Linked DNA regions of Homo sapiens: region 2 is linked to region 1. Evidence: read pairs that join two places in POLR2A ChIA-PET (ENCODE). Cell type or tissue: PC-9. All regions are shown on one strand.

Region 1 (8,000 bases):
CAGCTGGAATTCTCTCTTTTTTTTTAATCTAAATAAGTCAATCAAGGTAGAATTCATTTTTACTTGAGCAAATGAAGGCCAAATGCAATCTGATAGAAGGACATAATAAACCTAACAAAAATGTCATACGCACATAGGCACATACACACACATACATAAAGAAGAGCGATTAGGAGAAAAAAAAAATTCAAAGGAGATCATCAAACAAAAAGTCTTTGCAGGTAGCTTCCCTAACTACAAGACAGGATTTTCAGAGGTCTGTATTTCCAATGTCTTTTAGACTTCCAATGTCTTTACACTAAGGGGGAATGTTGGGCTTATAATGTTTCAACTATTGGAAATTATACTGATGGCCAAAATTGACACTCACTCGTCTTAATAATAAATGCTTTTATTGTCTATAGGTTGCTAGTACCAGTGTTGGCCTGGTTATTTTGGGACAAAGACTGGTCTGCTCCTTGTCTCTGAACAGGTAAGATCAATCAATTTGACTGTTGGGGCACCTTAGTAATAAGTGAGTCAACTGATCAGAGACAAAGTGACCATTAAGAAAACAAGTGATCTGTAATCTCAGCTACTCAGGAGGCTGAGGCAGGAGAATCGCTTGAACCCGGGAGGCAGAGGTTGCAGTAAGCCAAGATCACACCACTGCACTCCAGCCTGGGTGACAGTGAGACTCTGTCTCAAAAAAAAAAAAAAAGGGACGTTAACCATTGTGTGAACATGAGTCAGTTAAGCACCTCTCCTGTAATGGGCCAGATAACTTTAAAGTATGTACTTTACTAAAAATGGTACTGTCAAGCTTTTCTTTTTTCCATTATAGTAACATAAAAATAAAATAGGGAACAAAATAATTATAAATATAATTTTGTAATATGGTCAGGTGCCATCTTACAGGCTCTCACCTGTAATCCCAGCAATTTGGGAGTGGGAGGATTGCTTGAGGCCAGGAGTTTGAGCCCAGCCTGGGCAACAAAGTGAGACCTCATCTCTACAAAAGCTTTTTTAAAAATTAGCTAGGCGTGGTGTGCACCGCTGTAATCCCAACTACTCAGGAAGCTGAGAGGGAAGAATTGCTTGAGCCCAGGAGTTTGAGATTACAGTGAGCTATGATCGTGCCACTGCACTCCAACCTGAGCAATAGAATGAGACCTTGTCTCTCAAAAAAATATATCTCTCTCACATATTTTATATTATATATTTTATATACATATACAAATTAAATACATAAAATATTACATATGTAATAAATATATTTTTATATTTATATAAAACATTTTATAAAATATATTATGTTTTATATATTATATTTATTTCCTATATTTTATTTTTATTTATTTTATATAAACATACAAAGAATATATATATAATTCTGTAATAGAAGTGTACATTCTAATGGTACAGCAATATAAACTTCAGTTCTTCTTTATCAAATTCATAGAGCATGCTAGTGAGGAAAGAGCATAAAGCTTTGGGAGTTAAGGAACCAAGTTTCCAGTCCTTATTCACAGGCTCTATGACTGTGATCCAGTCTGTTAACCTCCTTGAGCCTCAGTTTCCTTATCTGCAAATAAGGAAGTTGAACTGGATCATGCCTAAGGTACCTTCAGACTCTGACCATCTGATCCCATTACTAGAACAGAGAAGTTAACAAGATCTTCCCCATGGCCTGTCTGACTGTCAAATGCATGTGACACACGGTGAAAGGCCATGTGCAGGCCACAGACGCAGATCATTGACCACTAAGTGCCATTCGGCAGAACCGTCTGCAAAGCCCATTTTCCTCAGCCCTATAAAGCTGGTAGTTGAAGTCATCCATCAGACTACCTGGGGGGAGAATTTACAGAAAGATTAGACGGCATAGACTAAATGTATGGAAGAAAAGGAAGCAATGAAACAGACGTAAGCAGAGTCAGAAAAGATCTGAGAAACCAGCAGAGGGGGAGTAAATCAATCACAAGTCAACGTGGTAGTTATGAAGTCTATTGTGGAAACATGGAAAATGGCCAGGCGCGGTCGCTCACACCTGTAATCCCAGCACTTTGGGAGGACGAGACAAGTAGATGATGAGGTCAGGAGTTCGAGACCAGCCTGGCCAACATAGTGAAACCCCATCTCTACTAAAAATACAAAAATTAGCCGGGCATGGTAGCATGTGCCTGTAATCCCAGCTACTCGGGAGCCTGAGACAGAAGAATTGCTTGAAGCCGGGAGGTGGAGGTTGTGGTGAGCAGAGATTGCGCCACTGCACTCCAGCCTGGGCAACAGAGCGGGACTTCATGAAAAAAAAAAAAAAAAAAAAAAAAAAACAAAGGCCAGTTGCCATGGCTCACGCCTGTAATCCCAGCACTTTGGGAGGCTGAGGCGAGCGGATCATGAGGTCAGGAGATCGAGACCATCCTGGCTAACATGGTGAAACCCCGTCTCTACTGAAAATGCAAAAAATTAGCTGGGCGTGGTGGCGGGCGCCTGTAGCTCCAGCTGCTTGGGAGGCTGAGGCAAGACAATGGCGTGAACTCGGGAGGCCGAGCTTGCAGTGAGCCGAGATGGCGCCACTGCACTCCAGCCTGGGGGACAGAGCGAGACTCCATCTCAGAAAAAAAAAAGAAAAAGAAAAAAAGAAAAGAAACATGGAAAATGTTTTCAAGAAAATTATGTTAAATGGAAAAAACAGAATACAAAACTGCACAAACACAACAGCTGTTAATTGTATAAAATAGCTTTGCATCTGGAAGAGGAAAATAGCTTTGCATCCGGAAGAGGAAAATAGCTTTGCATCTGGACAAGGAAGTGAATCACAAAACTGAAAATGAAGAGTTGTATTAGGATATGGGATTATGAGAGGGTTCTTTTTTCATTAAAATTTTCTTTGTAAGTATATTGTTTTTCCAACAAAGGGAATATAATTTTGTTTTTTTTTGAGATGGAGTGTTACTCTGTCACCCAGGCTGGAGTGCAGGGGTGCGATCTCGGCTCACTACAACCTCCGCCTCCCGGGTTCAAGTGATTCTCCTGCCTCAGCCCGCCAAGTAGCTGGGATTACAGGCGCCTGCCACCACACCTGGCTAATTTTTGTATTTTTTAGTAGAGATGGGGTTTCACCATGTTGGCCAGGCTGGTCTCAAACTCCTGACCTCAGGCGATCTGGGGCCTCGGCCTCCCAAAGTGCTGGGATTACAGGCGTGAGCCACCATGCCCAGAAATACAATGTTTTGTTTGTTTGTTTGTTTGTTTAAAGTAGTATGGTTTCCCAGAAAGAAAAGGTTTTACGAAGGTTTACTCGCATTTACCAAGCCCTTCAAAGCAGTCCTGACTTCTTCATTAGCTTCCTTTAGGCACAATAGGCACAGTGCCTAGAGCCACAATACTTTAAAAGCCCATGAGAGGCCGGGCAGGGTGGCACACACCTGTAATCCCAGCACTTTGGGAGGCCAAGGTGAATGGATTGCCTGAGCCCAAGAAGTCGAGGCTGCAGTGAGCTATGATCTCAATCTGGGCGACAGAGCAAGACCCTGTCCAAAAGCACACACACACACACACACGCGCGCGCACACACACACACACACACGTTTTAATGTATTTTAAAATAATAATTTTTAAAAATGAATACAATTTAGACTTGATCATACTTATCTTTATATCAAATAGTTATAAAATATAATTTTCATTTTTTTTAACAGAAGAAAGGTCCCCAAAGACAAAAGTGCCTCAGGCCTCCAGAAGTCATGAGGTGACCCCATTTCCAGGGAATCAGGCTGATGAAACTCTGAACCATGAAGAGTGATCTTTATCTGGCAGTTCTTTTTTGTTTTGTTTTGTTCTGTTTTGTTTTGAGACAGAATCTCGCTCTGTCACCCAGGCTGGAGTGCAGTGGCACGATCTGGGCTTACTGCAACCTCTGCCTCCCAGGTTCAAGTGATTCTCCTGCCTCAGCCTCCTGAGCAGGTGGGACTACAGGCGCACGCCACCACGCCCAGCTAATTTTTGTAGTTTTAGTAGAGACGGGGTTTCACCATGTTGGCCAGGATGGTCTTGATCTTTTGACCTCGTGATCAACCCACCTTGGCCTCCCAAAGTGCTGGGATTACAGGTGTGATATTTGGCAGTTCTAATACAGAGGATGAAAGCCAGAGAGCATGAGGGTGAGGGGGGAAGGAACCAAAGGTGAGAAATTGGCAGCATCTGAGATCGGCCACGAGCGGAAGGAAGGAGAGAATCTGGATAGCATTGCCTGAGCATCGGGACCGTGATGCTCAGTCTGTTGGGAAACAAAGAGGAAAGAACCAGGAGGAAAGGAAAGGCTGGAAATGGGGAGTGATGCGGGGCGGGGCACAGGGGCAGGGCTGCTAACTGAGGCAGAAGGTTCCTAGAGAAGGTAGAAACAACACTTGCATCTGAGCAGGTGTCTGGTTTACTGGCAGGATCTCAAGGAAGAATTTAATCATGATTCAACTTCAGGGTTGTGGCAAGAAGGTGCAAAAGACTTTAAGAAGCATGGAGACCAGGTTCACTTTTCTGCTTAAATCAAACTGAGCCTTATCTCTAATGTTTCTATAATACTAGTAAGCAACAGCACGTTCAATGGCTGTTATGTTTATTTATGGGAGTAATAGAAAAAACTGTTTTAAGCCGATAAATTTACATCATCCCGGAAATGTGTGAATTCATTCTCTTGGCTTCCTACAGTCCACAGAGTTCTTTGACCTCATGAACATGAACCCTGAAATTAGGACCTCTGGCTTGTTGTCTGTTGCCCAGCAGTCTCCTGGAAATTCTCCGCTGGGCAGACTTCTGGTGCTCTGATGCCTTAGCTGGGTCTGAGCAGGGCTGGCTACATAATTTGCAGGGCCCACTGCAAAATGAAAATGCAGAGCCTCTTTTCAAAAGGATTAAGAATTTCTTTTTTCTTTCTTTCTTTTTTTTTTTTCAGACAGAGTCTTGCTCTGTTGCCAGGGCTGGAGTGCAGTGGCACGATCTTGGTTCACTGGAGCTTCTGCACCCCGGGTTCCAGTGATCCTCCTGCCTCAGCCTCCTGGGTAGCTGGGATTACAGGCGTGTGCCACCACACATGGCTGATTTTTGTATTTTTAGTAGAGACGGGGTTTCGCCATGTTGGCCAGGCTGGTCTCGAACTCCTGACCTCAGGTGATCCACCCGCCTCGGCCTCCCAAAGTGCTGGGATTACAGGCGTGAGCCACCGTGCCTGGTCAAGAATTTTAAGATAGAGATGGCAAGGCATTAAACCAAGCACAGGGGGCTTCTAAGCACAAGTGAGGGTGTCTCCTGCATGGGGTGTTATAGCAAACCTCAGGCAGTGAGCAGGCTGGGGGCAAGGCAGGTGGGCTGGGCCTCACTCAGGTTTAAAGCAGCCAAACCAGGAGGCAAGACTTTGCAGAGGAGCCAAGGCTGTGTTGAAATGACAGCCCTGGGCTCTGGCAGTAGGATCCCTAGCCCTGCCTCCCATGCAGGCTGCCCCAGCTGGCTCCTCCACTCCTGGGCTCCCCAGGCTTTTCAAGATGAGCTGGTTTGGTCTTGGGTGATATCAGAGAGATGCAGCAGGAAAAGGATCAAGTGGGTGGAGATCAGTGGAACATCCCTGAGAAGAACCAGGGAACACGGGGGCTCCAAATTACTCTCCCCAGAACAACATGGCCTCTCTAACTATCCCCTGCCTGAATGTGCCTCTTCCTGGAGCTGCTCGGGGCTGGCTGCATAGACAGCAAATACAGAAATCAGAGACAAACCCCGTGTTGGTGGTCTAGACAGACTGTAGGATCACAGGCTTTGGAGTCAGACTAGCTGGTCTGGTTCTGATCCCAGTGCTGCCACTAATTAGCTCTGGCATCTCAGGCGAGTTTCTTAACCTCTCTTGGACTCCATTTCCTCCTCTGTAAAATGGTGTAATAAAGACTACTTCAGGAGAAGGTTGTGAGAAGTATGAGAGTTAATACAGGTAAAGTGTGTGGTTGCCATTCAATAGCTCTGTGATCTTGGGTGTAAGTTATTTAATCTCCATAAAGCATAAAACGGGAATAATAGTACCTACCTCCAGGACCATTCATTTAATCTATTGACCATTATTGTGCACTGTTCCAGGCCCTGGAGACACGGAGTTGTAAGGTTTAAATGAAATGACAGAGGCACCGGGCTTGGCACGGGACCTAATAGACGGTAAAGGCCCAATAATAAAGAATAGTCATGAACTGTACCAAAAAAAGACTATTTCTTAGCTGTTGGCTTTGACTATGATTTCAAATTTAGAGATAGCCTCAGCCAGGACAAGGAGGTGCTCAATCGTACAAGATCATTTCCAGAGTCCCCTGATTCAGAATACACTTCGCTCCCCTGTATCCTGCCCATGGATAGCTAAGAAATAGTCCTTTTTTGTATAATTCATGGCTATTGTTTATTATTGGATCTTTGTCATCTACTAGGTCCTGTGCCAAGCCCAACACCTCTATTATTTCATTTTAAATCTTACAACTCTGTGTCTCCAGGGCCTGGCACAGTGCTCAATAAATGTCAGTAGATTAAATGAACGGTCCTAGAGGTAGGTACTATTATCCCCATTTTACAGTTTGTAGAGATTAAATAACTTACTGAAGGTCACAGAGCTATTGAATGGCTGAGCCAGAACTTGAACCTGGGTGAGTCCGCTTTCAAAGCAGTGAGTATTTACTTACCACAGTATACTGCCTTTGATGTAGTGAAGAGCTTTGACTTAGAAAATAAGGCAAGGCCAGGCGTGGTGGCTCACGCCTATAATCTCAGCACTTTGGGAGGCCGAGGCAGGTGAATCATCTGAGGTCAGGAGTTCGAGACCAGCCTGGCCAACATGGTGAAACTCCATCTCTACTAATAATACAAAAATTAGCTGGGCATGGTGGTGCATGCCTGTAATCCCAGCTACTCTGGAGGCTGAGGCAGGAGAATCGCTTGAATGCAGGAAGCGGAGGTTGCAGTGAGCCGAGATCACACCACTGCACTCTAGCCTGGGCGACAAGAGCAAAACTCCGTCTCAAAAAAAAAGGAAGAAGAAGAAGAAGAAGAAGAAGAAGAAGAAGAGGAAGAAGAAGAGGAAGAAGAAGAGGAAGAAGAAGAGGAAGAAGAAGAGGAAGAAGAAGAGGAAGAAGAAGAAGAAGAAGAAGAAGAAGAAGAAGAAGAAGAAGAAGAAGAGAAGAAGAAGAAGAGGAGGAGGAGGAGGAGGAGGAGGAGGAGAAGAAGAAGAAGAAGAAGAAGAAGAAAGAAAATAACACTTAAGATTTAGGAAATAAATACCTTTATACCCTTGCCTGGAAGAGGAAACCCATAAGCATGGAGTCACGCTAAGTTGAAACAGGCAGCATGCCCTTTTTCAATATTCAGCATTGATAAAAGAAAGAGAAAACACTGGAACTGGTTGTGCTGAAATAGAAAAAAACACACAGCACTTTTGTCACCGCATCAAGGAATCAAGGGGAGAAAATGGTGAAGAAAGTAAAAAACTAGCAATTCTAATAATACACTTGAACTCTTTGAGCATGTCTAGTTAAGAGCACAGTCTCTGGAGTCAGGCATATCTGGATTTGAATTCTACCTCTGCCACTTGCTACCTAGTGACCTTAAGCAAGTTACTTAACCTCGTTAAGTATCAGTTTCCTCATTAGCAAAACAGAACACCCCTCCATAGGGTTGTTGTATGGGTGGATGAGATAATGTATGTAAATCACTTAGCACAACAGTCAGCATATAGTCATTGATCCAGAAATATTTGTTCCTAGTAGTACTAGTATTTCATTCTTTTTCCCCATTCTAAGATCAAATTTTGACCAAATAACAGGGAGAAACTGATCCCAAGAGACATGACAAGTCAGGATGGTTTTTAAAGCTGTGGAGTTTTAAACCAGACTCACTGCTCTATTTACAATTGAGAGTTGTTCCAAACATACTTCTCTTTGGAGGCAACCTCAGTACAGTTTGGCCCACATAGTAGACATATTTTAGATTACTTCAGAGGCCAA
Region 2 (8,000 bases), 480 kb before region 1:
GTCAAGCTTGGGAATCAGACTGCCTGGGTCCATGTTCTGGCCCAGCCACTTACTGTGTGGCTTTTCACAGCTTCTTAGCTTCTCTGTGCCTCAGTTCCCTTATATGTAATCCTAGGCTAGTGAAAGTACCTTCCTTAGAAGGATGTTGTGAGGATATTAAATGACTTAATTCACTTAAAATGCTTACAGGAATCTGGGACACATGATGAGCACACAATAGATATAAATATATCTATTAATTAATGGTGGGAATGTAAATTAGTTCAACCATTGTGGAAGACAGTGTGGTGATTCCTCAATGATCTAGAACCAGAAATACCATTTGACCCAGCAATCCCACTATTGAGTATACACCCAAAGGATTATAAATCATTCTATTATAAAGACACATGCACATGTATGTTTATTGCAGCACTATTCATAATAGCAAAGACTTTGAACCAACCCACATGCCCATCAATGATAGACTGGATAAAGAAAATGTGGCACATATACACCATGGAATACTATGCAGCCATAAAAGAGGATGAGTTCATGTCCTTTGTAGGGACATGGATGAAGCTGGAAGCCATCATTCTCAGCAAACTAACACAGGAAGAGAAAACCAAACACCTCATGTTCTCATTCATTAGTGGGAGTTGAACAATGGGAACACATGGACACAGGGAGGGGAACATCACACACCCGGGCCTGTCGGGGGGTGGGGGGCAAGGGGAGGGTGAGCATTAGGACAAATGCCTAATGCATGCAGGACTTAAAACCTAGGTGATGGGTTGATAGGTGCAGCAAACCACTATGGCACATGTGTACCTATGTAACAAACCTGCACATTCTGCACATGTATCCCAGAACTTAAAGTTAAAAAAAGATATTAATATATTTACTATTTTTCCCCTGGGGTTAAGCATCACTGATGGGCAAAATGGCAGGAATGAATAGGGCATCTAAGGAAGAACTAAGTAGAATCATTTCAAATAAGTGGAATTTTCCATTTTTAAATCCTGGTGAGCATTAGAACTATCTGATGAGCTTGGCTAAATGCAGGTTCCTGTTCCCCACTCCAGGGGATCTTGATTCATTGTGTTTGAGGCCCAAGAATCCCCTTTTTCAACATGCTAAGTGAGCTGTGTTGCAGAGGGTCCCAGGAGCACACACTGAGAAATGCCAGATCGTTGTTTGCAGGGAAAGACGTTTCTCTCTTCCAGGTCGTGCGCCTTCCTGAGAACAACCAGACCAGCTACTTCCTGCCGCTTTTCTTCCCTCTGTGTCCTTGGAGGGGATCTGCTTCCAGGTGGGGTCAGTTAGTTTCAGCTGCTCCTAGGTCTTTCCCATGGGCCTCTAGCTGTGCAAACCTTGGAATTTTTGTACCAGAGTTTCCCAGTTAGAATATCCAGGGCTCTGCCAATGATACCAAACCTGCTGCACCTCTCTGTGAATGTCCGACCTCTCTGCCATGGGATGCCCTGCAAGCTGAGGTTTCCTCAGGATACCTGACTGTGATTCATGAATGAAAGGGCACGAACCCTTAGAGGGGGTGCCAGTATCTCTTCTTCAAGACCCGGGGAAGTTAGTGCAGCTTGAATCTCAGGCCAGAGCTGCCCATATAGGAGGGCAGAGGCAGAGTGCAGGGAATACAGGCTCTTGCAGCCACACAGACCTGCTTCAAACCCTGTGGCTCTGGTACTTATCAGCTATGTGGGAGCCTTGGATAAGTGACTTACTGACCATGTGCCTCCTAAGCTCCACTTCTTTAACCAGATAGAATCATGCCCTCCTGGCAATGCGCCTGTGAGAATCAAATGCAGTGTGAAAGCAAAACACCCAGCCAGTGTCTGGCGCACAGCAAGTGCTCAGAGCGTAACTGTGTCTGCAGTCAGGAATTTGAGGCAGGGTGGAGGGTGGCAACCAAGGTAGGTCTCTTTCCCTCTGTCCCCCTTTGTCTTCCTGACCATGCAGACTCTTTGCCTTATGCTCTGGGACATTTATTGGTTCCCTAAGTGTGGTTTTTGTCCTCCCACCTAGATTGCAGGCTCAGTGAAGTTGCAAGTTAGAGTAATACTGTGTACCACTTTGCCACTCCCCTAAAGTTTATTGAATAGAAACTTTGGAGGAAACAACTGAAGGTGGGCAATTCCAGTTTCTCTATTATTTTCCCCAAAATACCTTATTTGTATCCTCCTTCATTTCAATGACTAAGTGAAATAATGTGGGACAGTGTCTGACTCATACAAAATATTGCTTTTTTGTGAGAGTATAGCAAATTCGAGCTCGCAAGAGACTCTTTAGTTCACTTAATTCCACCCTGTGGTTTTATAGATGAGAAAACTGAAGCTCAGAGAGGGGAAGGGGCTTGCAATTGGGGGTTCTCATCTGAACCACAGAACACAAAAGCACATAATGATGACTATTTTCACAGTTCTCTGAGGGACGGTATATAATTTGTACCATTATCCATGGACAGGAGGGAAGTTAATTCATTGCATGCAAAGAATGCCTTACAACACTGACACTTTATTGTCTACCAGGACAATTGCGAAGGGCTGAGCAAATGATACCAGAGCTGTGGCTAGCCCAGACATCTTACCCCACCTGAAAGCTTCCCACAGTGGACAAGAGTCCACAGTCCAAGTGTTGCGTGGAGTGGAAGGAAGAAACTGTCCCATTACTTGTTCAAATGCTTTATAAAATCCCAAGACTCTATATGCATAAGGAGATTTTTCTGCCTGTTTGGAAGATGGTCGAAAAAACTGTCACATGTACAAGCAAAATGCCTCTAAAACCCCAATTCTGCTTTTACTGTGTATATTAGGGCAGGCTATCTGTTATGAAAAAAAAAAACAAAAAACTTGGTGGTCTAACACAAAAGAAGCCTAGGTCTCACTCAATCAAGAGTAGAGTGTGGCATTCAGCAGACGACCTTCTTCAGAGTTCCTCAGGAATCCAACCAGGCGCCTTCCATCTTGTGACTCCACCATCGCTAGGTACTCAGAGCCCTCTGCAGACTCTCTGCATCTGCTAGCCAAGGGAGGAGGAGAGGATAGACTGCTTGGAAAGATTTTTATGGGCCAGGCCTCGCAGAGCCATATTGCAGTATCACTAGCATTCCATTCATCCCATTGGCCAGAACTCTGTCACATGCCCACACTCAACCACAAGGCCTGCTGGGAAATGTAGTCCAGATGGGGATACCCAGGTGGAAAAGGAAACAAGCTTGGCCAAATATCTCTGCCATAATTTATAACTTTAAACAAGTCTCATTTATTACCCACCTTTAAAGCAAGGAAATGAGGCCTGCTTACATCATAGACTTGTGCCAAGGATTAAGAGAAATAATGTCTGTTGTGGTGCTCTGAGGCAGTAAATACAGGTGAACTACTATTATTATTAATTTCACCACCTCCTGAAATGTATGTACTACTATGTACTGGGCCTGGCCCGGGGCCCAATACATAGTAGGTGCAAAACAAACCATTGTGCAGTTGATGGTCTTCCCACCAGCCTCCTGAATGCATGCTTTGCTCCAGCTAGCTGGCATTTGGTTCACACACACATCTTTTTGACAAGTCACCCATTGTCGTCAGTCATTGCCGATTGCCCCTGCCAGCTATGAGCTGGAACACAGGAAGGGTTTTATCTGAAGCCTGAGACATCCTGAAAGGATGAAGCCTCCCTTCTTGGGTACCTGGAAGGCTGCCCATTGCACCTCACATTCTTTACAGCCTGGAGGCCGATGGTAACCATGAGCTCTGTGAGGGGCTACAGCAGCCAGCTATGGAGGCTGCTGCTGATGTGCGAAGCGCATGGCTTGTGGCCTGGAGAGCTCAATTCTTTTCCCAAGCCCCCTCCCCCTACCCACAAGCTCTAGTGTTGCTCAGAAGGAGGAGGAAAAGGCCCCAGAACAGTTGTCAAAACTTGATCGTCAGTGGTGTGCGCAGTTCCCTGTACTATATATAAGTAGGTGTTTTGAATGTTTAAGACATAGAACTTGTTAGATGGGTATTTTTTAAAAAAACGAATGTGTAAAACAAAGATCACCTCACAGGTCATAACAGCTTGCACTTACATAATGTTTACTATGTGCCAGGCATGTTAATTAATTTAGTCTTCAAAACAACCCTATGAGATGAAGAGATAATTATAGCAATTTTAGGGTAGAGAAAATTGGGGCACCAAACATTCACTGGTCTTACTCAAGGTCAGTCACAGGAGTGTACCTTTAGTCAGAGCATGGACTCTATAGCTCACCAGAGTCCCCACCACTCCCTAATGTATCCCAGACATAGGGGCTGAGCATCAATTATCATTTCTCTGTACTCGAAAAACAGTAGAGAGCGTGTTTTTTAAGACTGTGATTCTGAATCCAAACCACCGTAGTTTAAATTCTGGCACTGTCACATTTTAGCCATGTAAACTGGGAAAGTTATTAACTGCTCTAAACCTCAGTGTCCTCCTCAGTAAAATACATCCAGGACCACCAACTTTTTTTTTTTTTTTTGTCTCCAGGGGTTATGCTTAATGCAGCATACTGTTTTGCAAACTCTGACTTGAGACATATTCAGATCTTCTCTATTTGCCAACAGATGTGGAAAAAGGAGCTCAGAAAGTTCCAGTAATTTTCCCATGGTCAGTGACGGTACCACATCTTCAGTTAGAACCTAGTCCCATGAACCTGCCCACGAGTCCCATCCTCCTTGCATTTGCTTGTTTTATAAAAGCCTCTATTCTCAGAAGCTGGTGTGAATGCTTTGGAGTGAACAGCTCTACCATTTATTAGCAAGGTGATCATAAGCAAGGTACAACCTGGGCCTCAATTTTCCCATCTGAAAAATAGGCTAATAAAAAACCAATGAATTTTTCACAAGATTGCAGAGATTGAATGGAGAAGGTATTTCAAATGGCTTCCTCTATCTTCAGACCTTGGAGGTATTGGCCAGTCTTGCCTGGAATACCCATGTTGCCATCCCAGCTCCAGAAAATATCTTTGGCATGGCCAACTCACACCCATCTTCCTGATTCCTTGTTACTGCTCACTTGTGCTTAGAAACCCTCACTGACTACATTCTCCCTTGACCCAGACCAGCCTGGAATTTGGGGACTGCATGGATTTTAAGCTCATCATATTGTTTCAAATTATTTCAGTTGTTTCATATTGTCTTGCTTAAGAATTTATCCCCAGAACCAAGCCCTAGGCTCATGCTAAATAAATGTGTGTTGGGAACAGCCGCCACCTAGGGGGCTGCCTGGAAGGTGCCTCCACTTCCTTTCCATGGTGAGGAATTGGGTGTAGAGTTGGGGGTCTTCTGGTTCCATTCTCATGTGCCCAACAAAGCTGTGCAGCCTCCCAGATCTCATAGAGAAATCTTTGAGACCTTGGAATGGGCCCTTTCCAAGAGGGGCTCTGCTCTCCTCAGAAGAACAGAGATGCTGGGAGGCAGGAGCTGGGCTGTCCTCCCCTTCAGTAGCTTCAGCTCCAGCCAGCAAGGCTGGCCCAGCTCAAACCATGATTGGTTGACATCGTAAGGCAGAAAGGCCATGTGGCCCTTGGGTTTCCAAATGCAGCATCTGCAGCTAGACTGCCTGGATTTAAATACTGGCAGGACTGCTTCCCAGTTGTGTGCCCTCGGGCAAGTTAGTGACATCTCACTGGTGCCATTTTCCTCATCTGTAAAATGGGAACCGACTTCGGAGGGTTGTCCTGGGGATTAAGAAACTAAAACCTGTAAAACATCTACACGAGGCTATGGTGCATATTAGGCACATTGAAAGTATTTGATAAATAGAAAGCTAAATATGTGAAGCAGGATGCTTGGCTGATCATTATGAGAGGAGCTCCAAGACAAGCAGGATGACTGTGAGCTGTGCAGTGAGGGAAGGGTTCACCAAGATAAGGAATTGGACTTGGGCCTGAAAGGAGGGACAAGATTCTCTTTAGTGGCAAGAAGTAAGAAGCACTAACATTTATGTAGCATCAACTAAAAGCCAGACACTGTACTATATACTTGCTAATTCAGTGCTCATGTCCCAGTGAGGAAACTGATGTTCAGGTGGATTAAGTATCACCCAACAACCCAGCCTCTAAGAAGCACAATTAAGATTTGAACTCAGATCTCACTGGCTCCAAAGCCTGTTTTCCAGCACTTATCTATACCAGAAATGTGGCACTTTGTCACACGCAACTGTGTATTAGTCAATGTTCAAGTACTTGTTACTGTATTAAAATGCCAACTCCTATTCATAAGCTTTTAAGCATACACCATCTGTGTGCTCCCAGTACCCAGCTAGACTGATCAGCATTAAAGACTGCAAATTGCATAATTTTGCATCACCACATTTTCCTCTCCATATCCTAACACTCATTCAGCAAACATTTATGAGTGCTACCTGTATGCTAGATACATCTATTGGATGCTGTTGCTGCATCAGTAAACCAAATATTTCCGCTGCCGTCATGTAGCTGATAGTCTAATGGACAAGGGGCAGATATTGATCAAATAATTAAATGTGCCATCTTAGAATATAAGTAGGAAAGTACTAGGCAGTAAGTCTTCCCAGAAAAAAATGCTAAATAAATGTCAATTTCCTGGCTAGGATGGTGAGATAATGACCATAGTATACATGTCCAGGTCTTTAAATCCTCAGGAAGAGAAAAATACAGGCAGTCTGCCAGGTATTCCATTGGGAAACTGGGGATGAAGTGAGGAGTATATACAGTTCTTGGCCTCATAGAGCTTACAGTCTAATAGGGAAGCCGACATGTCACTTAGAACAGTAAAACTATCAAAGTCTATGCAAAAGGCTAGTTGGTCAAAAAAGGATGTCTCTTAAAATATAGAAGGCATGGATTTTTGTTGTTTTTGTTGTTCACTGCCAAATCCCTTAGAAGAACACCTGGCACAGAGTATTTATTCAATAAATGTTTATTGAATGAACAAATGACCATAACATTTACAATGGGTTTTAAAAAATGAACAGAAGTTTGTCAGGAAATTTGCCCGGAACTTTGCAGTGACCCGGATGTAAGGGATTCCTTCAGGGCTGAAAAGATGAAGAGGATCTGCTGCTTCAGAACAAGGATCTGAAAAGATGGTGCTGGGCTGAGTGGCAACTCAAGCCCAATTTCATTTCAGCTCTCTCTTGCCTCAAGTCCATCTTCATGAGCTGATCTCTGGGTTTCACCAGGACAGTTCCATGGGAGACAGTACTAGAAGGTCACGCTCTCTCAGAATATTTTAGCTAATAAAGGCCCCAGAAGTATACCATCTGACTTCCTTGTTTTTTTTTTTTTTTTTTTTGAGACGGAGTCTCGCTCTGTCGCCCAGGCCGGACTGCGGACTGCAGTGGCGCAATCTCGGCTCACCGCAAGCTCCGCCTCCCGGGTTCACGCCATTCTCCTGCCTCAGCCTCCCGAGTAGCTGGGACTACAGGCGCCCGCCACCGCGCCCGGCTAATTTTTTATATTTTTAGTAGAGACGGGGTTTCACCTTGTTAGCCAGGATGGTCTCGATCTCCTGACCTCATGATCCACCCGCCTCGGCCTCCCAAAGTGCTGGGATTACAGGCGTGAGCCACCGCGCCCGGCCGACTTCCTTGTTTTAACTGTAAAAGAACGAAGGCTCAAAAGAGGGAAATTGACTTGTTCAGGGTTTCTGGCTAGTGAGTTTCAGGGCCAGGACAAGAACCCAGCATTTTAACTCCAGGCCTTATTATATGTGGTGTTTCCAAGCTAATTTAATTTTAAGCAGAATAACCCTTTTTCCTAATTAAATTTTAAGTGGATGAATTCAGAAATGCTCTAGATAAAGCCATATAGAGGCCACTGGTGGGCCCATAACCTCCATCATGGACCAACCCCTCATTCCCTGCACACACGCTCCTTCTTTAGGGGGAAGTTAACCTTTTCTCAGTTGTATGAAAGTCTCACTTGATTAACGCCTCCGTTCCCCAGTCCCACTCCTGCTTACAAAAGGATTTCTTCTCCTAAACCCCATTTCAAAACCACT

What was found. ChIA-PET counts read pairs that join two places held together with the same protein. Peaks named below come from ENCODE experiments on the same cell type or tissue, not always from the same donor. Only the 100,000 strongest peaks of a DNase experiment are listed, where the experiment ranks them.
Region 2: POLR2A ChIA-PET joins it to region 1 with 7 read pairs; 2 of 35 experiments call an interaction of 5 or more read pairs at or near these places.

Annotation. Positions count from the first base shown.
Region 1 is chr22:32,423,819-32,431,818 of GRCh38, reverse strand. BPIFC (BPI fold containing family C) reads left to right here. Exons shown (of 17, transcript NM_174932.3): 13 at 405-472. Among named protein-coding and RNA genes, the nearest start is that of RTCB, 16 kb to the right of the region's middle. In PC-9, no CTCF peak of the experiment used is centred here; no DNase peak of the experiment used is centred here; H3K27me3 peaks cover 4,298 bases.
Region 2 is chr22:32,899,367-32,907,366 of GRCh38, reverse strand. All of the region lies in intron 4 of SYN3 (synapsin III), which reads left to right. Among named protein-coding and RNA genes, the nearest start is that of TIMP3, 100 kb to the right of the region's middle. In PC-9, no CTCF peak of the experiment used is centred here; a DNase peak (open chromatin) is centred at 3,126.